Linked DNA regions of Homo sapiens: region 1 is linked to region 2. A link is a contact called in ENCODE Hi-C data. All regions are on one chromosome and are shown on one strand. The core of a region is the stretch at or near the end of the contact, and the rest is flanking DNA. Distances in the headings are between cores, read along the strand shown. Region 1 holds the start of CNDP2 (carnosine dipeptidase 2). Region 2 holds the start of NETO1 (neuropilin and tolloid like 1).

Evidence for each region. A loop is a pair of places that touch in the nucleus more often than their neighbours do. Pooled maps may share reads with other maps.
Region 1: a map with no recorded cell type shows a loop between it and region 2 (20-fold over the local background). The contact joins the promoter of CNDP2 here to the promoter of NETO1 in region 2. A Hi-C loop is called at or near these places in 4 of 37 single-sample maps with no recorded cell type and 1 of 50 pooled maps.

The regions. Positions count from the first base shown.
Region 1 is chr18:74,494,533-74,500,246 of GRCh38, forward strand. It overlaps CNDP2 (carnosine dipeptidase 2), which reads left to right and starts at 1,831. Exons shown (of 12, transcript NM_018235.3): 1 at 1,831-1,899; 2 at 5,350-5,501. The coding sequence starts at 5,442. RefSeq lists enhancers at 1,117-1,386, 1,944-2,456, 2,840-2,939, 4,859-5,058, 5,099-5,268 and silencers at 1,657-2,166, 2,297-2,346.
Region 2 is chr18:72,866,737-72,872,578 of GRCh38, forward strand. It overlaps NETO1 (neuropilin and tolloid like 1), which reads right to left and starts at 1,251. Exons shown (of 11, transcript NM_138966.5): 1 at 528-1,251. The coding sequence starts at 555. It overlaps NETO1-DT (NETO1 divergent transcript), which reads left to right and starts at 1,652. Exons shown (of 2, transcript NR_134648.1): 1 at 1,652-1,726.

The sequences.
Region 1 (5,714 bases), core at 581-3,080, 1.6 Mb after region 2:
AAATCACTTCTTTTTGCTATATACATATGTGTGTGTGTGTGTGTGTGTGTTTTGTTTTTTTTTTTAACCAAACCCTCTTTTCAGCAATAATCTCATTTATGGATACCTGAACGAATTTATTTAAAAGCCCAGTAGATATGATTAAAGGATGTATCTTCCACCAATGTTTACTTTTTGCAATGTTTGCAAAATGTGTAATATAGTTTTTTCTTTTTATCATTCATGTACAATAATTATTATGAGAATTTAATCCAGAAGAAAAAATGTTAATACTTAAAGCTTTTTGGTTATAGCAAAGTGTCTATGGCCATACCACCCTGAACATGCCTAATCTCATCTGGTTATAGCAAAGTAAATATTAATTTAAATTTTTATCATAGTCTGTTGTAGAGAAATGATTAGGATATGAGTAAGACTATTAAGTATAAAAATGTTACATTTAACAAAATTCTATGAGGGATGTGGAATAGAAATAAAAAATAAAAGAGGAGGCAGGGATGGGGGGGACGGGGTGGCTCACGCCTGTAATCCCAGCACTTTAGGAGGCTGAGGCGGGTGGATCAGTAGGTCAAGAAATCGAGACCATCTTGACCAATATGGTGAAACCCTGTCTCTACTAAAAATACAAAAATTAGCTGGGTGCGGTGGTGCGCACCTGCAGTCCCAGCTACTCGGGAGGCTGAGGCAGAATGGCTTGAACCTGGGAGGCGGAGCTTGCAGTGAGCTGAGACTGGGCTACTGCATTCCAGCATGGCAACAGAGCAAGACTCTGTCTCTAAATAAATAAATAAATAAATAAATAAATAAATATAAAAAGAGGAAACAAACCATGTAAATTTTAAGGGAGGAGACAATTTTAACATTTTACTTTATGTGGGAACGTATACATCTCTTACAACTATTAAATTCATTTTTAAAAAATAATAACTCCCGAGCCATCACTCCTTAAAGAATGTGGTAGTGGTACAAGTTTAAAGAAAGTCTTTTGAGAACACTCTATTGGAAAAGTGAGCAGACTAGGGAATAACAATTTTACCCCCAAGAATTGTTGTTAAGATTAAAAAGGAAAGCGCTGTCGCAGACGCTCAAACACGGTGCTGGCTCTGCTTCCTTCATCAGTTCCTAGGGTCATGGGACACAAATACTAAAATATTTCCACTACTGGTAACGATGCTGGCGAACGCTTTCCTAATCCAGTTCAGACCGACCTCTCATTGGAGCTTGTGTGACCCGCAGGAGTCCGTGCCCCGACTCCGCCGGGACTGAAACGCAACGGAAAGTGCAGTGCTGGATGCGCAAGGGAATGGGAGCGTCGTGGGACCTCCGGAGCCTGGGAGATCAGAGGGTGGAGTCAGGGCCCCCTAGTTTTGGACTCCATTGCCGCACTGCAGGCGACTTCTCGGACCCCACCGTTGAAGCACCAGGCCCCCCGCCCACCCAAGAGCAACCGGGAAGCACAGCACAAGCCCACAGCTCCGGACACGCGCTCCCGTGTGCCCTGCCTCCCCTGAATCCCAACCCACGAAATCTCCGCCCCCTCGCCACGCCCACATCCCCGTCTACCGTCGGGGAGGGGCGACGAGGCGAAAGCCTTGTGGACCAGGCCGGGATTGGTGGGCGGGACGGAAATGGAGCTGGGAGAGGTGACGTCACCTTCCGCACCTGGCTCAGGGCGGAAATGGGGCGGGGAGAGAGTGACACCACCCCTCTGCCTGTGGCTGGATTGGTGGGCGTGGCGGGGGCGTGGCGATGCCTGCCCTCCGGACAAGGCGGGGTTGGTGGCCAGGGCGACCGCGGGGCGGGCCAGCGCCGGGGGTCGTGGCCGGGACACGTGGTACGGAACCGGCGCCGCGCTTGCTGCTGGTAACAGGGCCTTGCCTAGTGGGCCTTCCTTCCCAGGTGGGTCTTCCTGATGGACCTTCCTTCCCGGGTGGGCGCCCTGAGCTGGGAACGGGCTGGGCGGGGAGGACCCGGGTCAGCGGCGAGAGTCACGCCTCATTCGTGGGGGAGCGTGGGGCGCCCGGCCGCAGCCAGGCGGGAACAATGGTGTCCGGGCTGTTCCCGAGCGCGCGGTCGGGGGCGGAGGCCCGTGACGGCCATGGCCCCGGGGCCTCTCGCACCTCCGGGCCACTCGTGTCCCAGCAGCGCCGAGCGCGTCCCCGGTACGCAGGGACAAGCTGGGCGGCGCACTTGGCCTGAGCCTGCGTGGCCCTCCCTGGTGGAGTCGAGTGGAACGACCCGGGTTGGAGATGGGGTTGCGGGGAGCCGAGCGCTGGTCAGGCCACACCCCTCCCCAGGGGCCTGCTGAGAACTCCAGCCTTTCTCCAACGGATCCCTTTCCCGGAGACCTGGGGTGGGGAGTGTGGCGGGACAGAAGCCTCCCAGGTTCAAAGGGCCCTGGACAGCGTCCCTAGCTCCCGCCAGCATTTGAGGCAGCGTTTAAGGCTATAGGAGGAAGCGTCTGAGGGGAGACAAAATTCCCATGCCAGCTTGATGGTCTGGGGCAGGTGTCTTATTCAATTGGCTTCAGTTTCCTCATCTGTGAAATAGAGACAATATTTGGTCCTCACAGACAGGGCCACCAAACCAAACTCCCCACCGCCTGCCAAGGTCAGATTCCGTAGATCATCCAAGCATAGACTGCAGGAAGAGGCGGAGAACCCGGGGCCTGCTACCAATACCTTCCTTGTCCCTAATGTTTGCAGGCAGGAGTGGAGGAAGAGAAGTCCACATTATGCTTAGGGATCAAGTTCTAGCTTGGGCAGATTGGAGATTCTTTTATTGGTTCTTAATCAGACATGAAGGTGTGATTCAGTTATTTGTGTTATATATGCCTTCAATTATCAAGGGACAGGGACTGAGATTCTCAGAACTAGAAGACTCATTTGTGTGTACTACTGACGGTTCCAGGTGCCACAGCAATTTCTCCTGCCCTCCACTAGTCTCAACATTTAAATCATGTTACTCCCTTGCCAGGCATGGTGGCTCATGTGTGTAACCTCGGCACTTTGGGAGACCAAGGCGGACAGATCGCTTGAGTCCAGGAGTTCGAGACCAGCCTGAGTAACACGAGCAAACCCCGTCTCTACAAAAAATACAAAAATTAGCTGGGTGTGGTGGTGCGCACCTGCAGTCCCAGCTACTTGGGAAGCTGAGGCAGGAGGATCATTTGAGCCTGGGAGACAGAGGTTGCAGTGAGCCAAAATCACAGCAATGCACTCCTGCCTGGGTGACAGAATGACAACCTGTCTCTAAATAAATAAATAAAGTTACTCCGTATGAACTTTAGATTTTTAGAGGGGAGTGAGGTGTCATTTAAAAGGATAATGCTTTTGCTTAAATCAGCATACTGCTTTTACCTTAATTAGTGGTGTTCTCCAGAGCATATAAAAATGGTTCCATTTAATGGCTTTGTAACGGGGGAGGTGGGGGGAAGTGAAACAGGAGTAACCCAGAAGTGTGAATGGGAGGAGAAACTGGAACCTGGCCTAGCCTGGTTTGACTGGATGAGTGATTAACAGGAGTTGCTTTTTAGCCCATCTCTGATGGTGGAACAATCTGATCCCTGTTTCCTCTCTTTTAGTGAAAGTCGTAACTTAGATAATTACAGTCATATGTTGCTTAAGGATGGGGATACATTCCAAGAAAATGCATTGTTAGGCGATTCGTTGTTGTGTGCACATCCTGAGCTGCGCTCACACAAACCTGGATGGTACAGCCTCCTACATACCTAGGCTATATGGTGTAGCCTATTGCTCCTAGGCTACAAACCCGTACATGTACCTTTACTGGATGCTGTAGGCAGTTGTAACACAGTGGTAGGTATTTGTGTATCTAAACATATCTAGACAGAAAATGAATTTTTTAGCTCCATTATAATCTTTTGGGACCACCGCTGTTGTTGATGGAAATGTTATGTGGCACGTGACTATATTTTTGAGTGACTTTAGCTACAATGCCACTGGTTAATTTGACTACAAGAGAATAATATTAATGAGAATGTACCACAGTGAGCTTGGGATTTGTGGCATTTAATAACCAGGAACCCAGATGAAAATCACCACATGTAGCATATTGTCCTGCTAAATAGGATTTCCTTTAATGTGAACAGGTAGCTTCCCTGCGTACATTTTTGGCAACAGGTGGATGACAGTGTTATTTATTAACACTGATAAACGCCTCTCCAGCGTGCTCATGGGCTCCATCTTACTTGAGGCTCCTCCAAATGAGTGCCTCAGCAGAAAGATCCGAGCTGGCTGGGAGGTATATAACCATTCCATGCTCTGTGGCTAGTGTTTGAAGAGGAGGAAGAGGGCACTTGAGAAGGCAGTGGTTGGATGTCCCACCCACATAGAAATCACATTTGCAACTTGCAGTGCCCTGCGATTTCATCACCCTGCACAGCAACAGCCACTTTTGAACAGTTGCCACGCTTGGTGTCGTGGTGGATAAAGTCACCTCTCTGTTGAGAAATCACTTTGAAAGCCTATACCAAGGAAACAATGCTCTTTACCTGCAGCATGTCAATGCACAGGCGTTTGTCTGGCATGTAGACACGAGGCTGTAGTAGGGTCCTGTCACTCCACAGCTGTGACTCTGAGGCACTTCATGTCCCCGCAGTTTTGAATTTGCTCCGTACAGCTGTGTGCTTTCTGCTGCGGAAAGCCAATTATAAAAGTCCCAATACCAGAATCAATTTTCCATTGTATTCATTGTGACTAACAAAAAGAGTCTGAGGATGTGTTTTCACCTCTATCTGTGAGTGGGGCGGAAGTTGCTGGGTGTCACACATGGAAGTGGGGTGAGAGCATGCGCGCTGGAGCCTGTGTGGCCTCTTGGTCAGGTGCTTGTGGAGGTTTAGCTGATGCCCTTTGGCTGTTTCTGGACTAAGATCATCAACTTTCTTAAACTGAATCTGGTTTTCCTTGGGCTCTGTCGTCTGTGTTGTGGGTTTGTGGTGGTGGACACAGGATGTGACATTCTTGCTGGGATCCCTGAAGTGACTATATCCTCTGCAATAACAGAAAGTGAAACTTATCTTTGTGCTTTAAGAGTGTAAAAATTTTTATTAAAGTACCAGTAAAACTAAAAGTGCCTACTTTTAGTTTTCACTGTATTTTCTTCAACTCAGGCCCTCCCTCTGTTGTTACCTGCCATCTGACACGGAATTTTGTGTAATTTTCCTTCCAAGTAAAGAAGGGAAGTTTAGCCCCAGCCTCTAACTGGTTCCCAAAGTTTTTGTCTCTGAAGCCGCAGTCACTTCCTGGAGCGTCTCTGGCTGGGTGTTGCAGTGCTGGCTGGGAGGGTGGGGCAACAATTTACAATTCTGAACACGTGCTTTCTGGGCAGGTCGCCCCTCAGTCTCCACTAGAGACAGGACTGACCAGTTGCTCTTCCTTCCAAGAACCTTCGAGATCTGCGGTCTGGGGTCTGGTTGAAAGATGGCGGCCCTCACTACCCTGTTTAAGTACATAGATGAAAATCAGGATCGCTACATTAAGGTAAGGGAATATTCATTTTAGGAAACAGTAAAATCTGATTTAATCCCATGGGGCCCAGAGAAGTTGTCAAGAGCTAATATGAATTATGCCATTTAAATCCAGGGTTAGAAGATCTGCCTAGAGATCTGTTCATTAGCTTCTTATTATGGCATAGGTTACACTTTTGGTTTTTGACAAAGTGTTAATGTATGTTTCTAAGAATAGCAAATCTAA
Region 2 (5,842 bases), core at 1-2,500:
ACCACACACCCATAAAGCGACATCAGCGGTCTCCAGGGCGGAAAGGGGTGGAAGCTGACCCTCGCCCTTCCCTCCAGCGCTGGCTTCAGGTGTGCCTTCTGCTACCTCCTGTACTGCGAACAGGGGCCCGCCGAGCTCCGGGAGCCCCTAGAAGAGGAAGACTCCTCTGGCCCCACTAGGTATCATCCGCGCTCTCCCGCTTTCCACCTGCGCCCTCGCTTGGGCCAATCTCTGCCGCACGTGTCCATCCCTGAACTGCACGCTATCCTCCACCCCCGGGGGGTTCCTGCGCACTGAAAGACCGTTCTCCGGCAGGTTTTGGGATCCGGCGACGGCTGACCGCGCGCCGCCCCCACGCCCGGTTCCACGATGCTGCAATACAGAAAGTTTACGTCGGCCCCGACCCGCGCGGGACTGCAGGGTCCGCCGGAGCGCGGCGCAGAGGCTTTTCCTGCGCGTTCGGCCCCGGGAAAGGGGCGGGAGGGCTGGCTCCGGGAGCGCACGGGCGCGGCGGGGAGGGTACTCACTGTGAAGCACGCTGCGCCCATGGATCATGTCTGTGCGTTACACCAGAGGCTCCGGGCTCCACTAATTCCATTTAGAGACGGGAAGACTTCCAGTGGCGGGGGGAGGACAGGGTCGAGAGGTGTTAAAGACGCAAAGCAAGAAGGAAATAAAGGGGGGCCGAGAGGGAGACCGAGAGGAAGGGGGAGCTCCGAGCCCACGCTGCAGCCAGATCCGGATGAGTCCGTCCTCCGCCCCGGGCGGGCTCTCGCTCTCGCTGGCCCTCAGCGCCGCGCAGCCAGCAGCATCCCCACCGTGACGCTCGCATCACACCCGGGCGCCGGCCGCCACCATCCGCGCCGCCGCCGTCAGGACCCTCCTCCCGGGCATCGTCGCCGCCGCGGGGTCGGGAGGACGCGGCGCGCGGGAGGCGGCGGTCGCAGGGCGAGCCCCGGGACGCCCCGAGCCGGGGCCGGGGCCGGGGAGAGGGCGCAGCGAGGTGGGGGCCAGTCCAGACCGACGGCAGCGACGGAGCGGGCGGCGGCGGCGGCGCCGGCGGCGGCGGGGTGGCTCAGTCCCCAGTCTCAGACGCGCCGCGCAGCAGGTCGGAGCAGCCTCCCCGGGAGGATGTCCAGCGGCAGCGCTCCTCGCTCCAGCCCTTGGGGATCTTCCGCTGAGGCATTGAAGGCAGGAAGAAGGGGTCCGTCATCGGCTCGCCGGGCTGCGCGCCACCTCTGCTATCTTGCGGAAAGAGGAGCGGGTGGGTGGGCGTCTGGGAGGCGGGCTGGAGGGCGGTGCAGGGGAGCGGGGCGGCCGGGGGGGGGGCCGGGGGGCGGGGAAGGGAGGGAGGAGAAAGGAGCCGGAAGAGGGCAGAGTTACCAAATGGGCTCCTTAGTCATGGCTTGGGGCTCCACGACCCTCCTGGAAGCCCGGAGCCTGGGTGGGATAGCGAGGCTGCGCGCGGCCGGCGCCCCGGGGCTGGTGCGCGGCAGAATGGGGCCGCGGCGGCGGCAGCAAGGACATCCCAGCCGCGCGGATCTGGGGGAGGGGCGGGGAGGGGGTGAGGACCCGGCTGGGATCCGCGGCTCGGCCCGCCAGGGCGCAGAGAGAGGATGCAGCCGCAAATCCCGAGCCGGATCCTCGTGCCGGACGGAAGGCGTGGAAGCGGGAGGGGCCTTCGTGTGAAAATCCCTTGTGGGGTTTGGTGTTTCACTTTTTAAAGGTTAGACCTTGCGGGCTCTCTGCCTCCCACCCCTTCTTTTCCATCCGCGTAAAGGAACTGGGCGCCCCCTCTCCCTCCCTCCCTGGGGCGCAGGTTTCGCCGCGGACTCCGCGCTCAGCTTGGGAGACACGGCAGGGGCGCGCCCCAGGGAAAGGCGGCCGTAAAAGTTTCGCGGTTGAGCACTGGGCCTGATGTCCAGTCCCCCCACCAAATTACTCCTGCAAAGACGCGGGCTTCTTGCAATTGAGCCCCCCACCTCGAGGTATTTAAAACCACCCCAAGGCACACACGGACCCCCGTTCCCCCGCGCCACTTCCTCCTACAGGCTCGCGCGGCGCGTTAAAGTCTGGGAGACACGAGTTGCGGGGAAACAGCACCGGAAGAGCCCGGGCTTGTAAAATGCGAATCAATGAATACGAAATAAGGGCAACCGCGAGGCAGCGCCGGGAAGGGCTGGAGCGCGCGGGGGTGCAGGGAGTCCCTCCCTGGGCGCCGCAACGGCACCTCCTCCCTTTCCCGGCTCCGTCCCGCCCTCCCTCGGCCTCTGCGGACGCGACCCACGCAGACCACAGCCGAGCCCGCCGGACCCCGGGACTACGGAAGCCATCCCGTCCGGCCACCCACACCCGCGCCGCGGCTGGGGCTTGGGTTGGGGACTGTGGCGGCGAAGAAGCCGGGGTAGGAAGAGCTAATGGCAATGGCGGGGTCGCCGGGGGGCGGGGGGTCAGCAGCAGACGCTGAGCTGTGAAGACTAGGGTGGCCCCGAAAGGCCGAGGAAAGGAGAAAGGGCCATGAGAAGAGTCTGGCGAGCGCTCGAGGCCGGGGGGCTGCCTCCCGGCTCTGGCCCGGCCTCCGCTTCCCGGCACCTGCTGCTGGGGCGCCCACGTGCGCGCGGGGCTGCGCGGGGCGTTGGGTGCTCGTCGCAGTCCTGCCCACGCCTAGCGCAGCGGCTGTGAGTGGGTGGAGGTCTCCTGCCAGTAAGTTGGGATGAGGGACGATGAGGTGACCCCCAAGTCTGGAAGGGATTCAGAGTCTCACACGCGCCCCCAAGCCTCCTACCACCACACCAAAGTGCTGGTTCCTCGATTTCCAGGGTGGGGTAAAGTGACCGAGCAAAGGGGATGGTGTGTTTGTGTGTGCGCGCGCATATACGCGCGCGCGTGTTGTGCATCCGTGTAATGAAAGTTGGGTCATGGGTCAACCCGGGAGTAGAGCGAGATGGAGACCTAAAGAGAGAAAGCTGAGAGAAGGGGGAAGACATGGACAGGGTAAGAGAGAGAGAAAGGAGAGAGAGAAGAAAGGGAAAAGAGGAGCGGGGAGAGAAAAGAGAGGCAGGAGAGAGAATGAGGGGACAGAAGAGAGTAGGGAGACGAGAAGGCGGAGGACAGAAGAAATGGGGGAGAGGGAAGAGGACAGAGAGGCTGCGCGCCTCTGAATACGCCAAGTCCAGCAGAGCTGGAGGCCTGTGAGAGGAGCTGCAAGCTTGAGCAAAGGGAGAGAGGTGAGCGGATGAAGGGAGATTGGTGAGTATCCGCCCACGCACCTACTTGTAAAAAGATCAAGGGGAAACACGCAGAAGGTCCCGCGGGAGTCCTGTGACCCACGTGAGGTGCTCGTGCCAGCGCGGGGTGGGAGGTGGTGGGCAATGTTCGTCGTGGAGTTGAGGAAGAAATTCTCCAGCCTTAAGGAAGCAAAAGAGTTCAAAGATCAGTGAGGCTGCTCAACAGAGGGATATGCAGATGACAGAATGCTTGGAAAACGCTTTTGGGGATCCGGGTCATCTATAGAGGAGAGGGTGGAGGTCTTGCAAAAGGACCAGTCGCAAGAGTTGACAGTTGAATGTTGGAATCTTTCTTATGGTTGGATGGCACTTTCTTTACATCCAAAATATGCGTTATTCGTGAAGATGACACAGTTCTACAAAGAAAGTGGCAACATTTAAAATTATTTGTAGAAAGTTACTGCATTTCTCAATCACAGTTTGAAGGCAGAGAAAACTTGGTTTTACCATAAATGCTCTCATTCACCTGCCCTCTTCTGTCCTCTTTGCCCAGAACAGTTTCCCAGGACACTGGGATTTTGTAACCTGCCAAGGAAGGGGCTACGTTGCTAAACAAGTAGTCCTTTTATGGGACACAGGAAATTAGGAAGGAACTCATAAGGAAGGTGAAAGGGTCCTAACCTTTTGTCCACGCCTGTATTTGAAATCAAATATCTTGCATAAACAGTGGTCTCCATTTTTTTTCTTTTTTTAATGAATTAAAGGCTGGAGCGCAGTGACTGGATCACAGCTTGCTGCAGCCCCAACTTCCTGGGCTCAACTGAGCTTCCCACCTCAGCCTCTGGAGTAACTGGGACTACAGGCACAGGCCATCATGCCTGGCTAATTCTTTTATTTTTTATATTTTTTAGAGAGGGGGTCTAGCCATGTTACCCATGCTGTTCTCAGACTCCTGGCCAAAAGTGATCCTGTGGCCTCCCGCTGATCTTTAATGCCCAGTGCTTTCTCGGGCAATGCGTGGGGCTGAGGCATTAAATTTTGCTGAAACCTCAGTGCTGAGGGAGTGAGTGTGCACGTTCTGGACCTAGGACAGGACAGAGGCCTGGCTAGCTCAGGTGCTCTGATAATCAACCAAGAGACTGGGCCAACACAGATGCTGAGGCCCGCGCTGCACTCTCCTACTCTTTCCAGGCTGCAAGTGTAGCATTGTTATTGACAATTCCATTCATTTTTCTTCATACACACCCATACACGCTTTTCACCATCCACTACATCCTGTTTACTTGGCAAGCTGCCTTCTCATTTTTGAGTTCCAGAATCCACACTTGCTGAGTAATGCTACCTCCCTAATAGGGACCCATAAGATTTTTCTTTCTGAGAAAAAACAACATATGGGAAAAGTTCAGTTTCTCCCAGAAAAGGTTGCGCAAACATATGGTCAAATTACAAGATGATGTCGTTATTTTGAAAGGAAGAGCATATAAACTGATAGCTTTTGTGAGTTGAGTGTGCCATCCTGGAAGATGGTGCTTTGTCGCAGTTCCCCAAGGTTAGCATTGAAATAGTGACTACTATAGAAGATGGTGCAGAATTAAAGCCACTTGAACCCAATGAAGGTGTCATTAGTAAGTTGGTTTTATTTCTCAGCTTGCAGCTTCCTAACAATGAAAGATCATATGGACTTCCAAAATCCTAAAAAGAATTGGCGTAGGGTACAAGCCCTTCTAATTCAAATGCACATAGTATTTGTCTACATACATGTACTTCTCTATAGGAAAAAATAAAGCTACAGTTCTACCAGGGCTCCTTTGTTAATTAATCTCCAGTACTGGCATCATCTTAAAAGTTGTCTATCAGTAAAAGAGGTGATGCTACAAAAAATAACTCAAATGTAATAGTGCTAATGACACATCCATATTACAATAATATTTTCTGATTTTTACATAATTTATTTACATGGTTGTGAAGTGTAAAGGTTTTTGCATTTAACAATATATGTCATAATACTAGTTTCTCAAAAACAAGTAATTTGCTGGTAAATATAGGAATGTTTTTTGAAAATTCTCTGAAATAGTCTAACATGAAGCTGGTTTTAAGCAATATTGAAGAAGCTCTCTTCAAAAAATCTATAGGAGTATCCTAACGCAGTAGAAAGTCTCCACGAAATAGAAGACCTGTCAAAATCTCTGAAATCTTACATTTAAACCAAACAGGATATTTTATGATCACCACTAGGGAAAAATAAAATATAGTTTTGTTAGAAGTACAAATATATTGTATTCTTAGGCAGCACAAGAATGTTTGCCTCTTGTGGGAAAGAACTTTCATAGCACTTCCTTTGCCAGTTAGCACTTTCAGATACATGATCCTTCAATCCATATCAAAACTTCAGAAAAAAAATTTTCATTTTGATTGATATTTACTTCGCAGTGGCTTATAAAAATAATACCAATTATTTTTATGATCACTCGACTAATTATAAGCTCATCCTCTATAAATCAACATAAACTTCAGGAACATTTACGAAGATACACCCCAAGATTAAAAGTGTAAAGGCTCTGTACAGAAGCCACCTTTATAGTATAAGTATTGTACCACAAAGTCCACGCACTGCT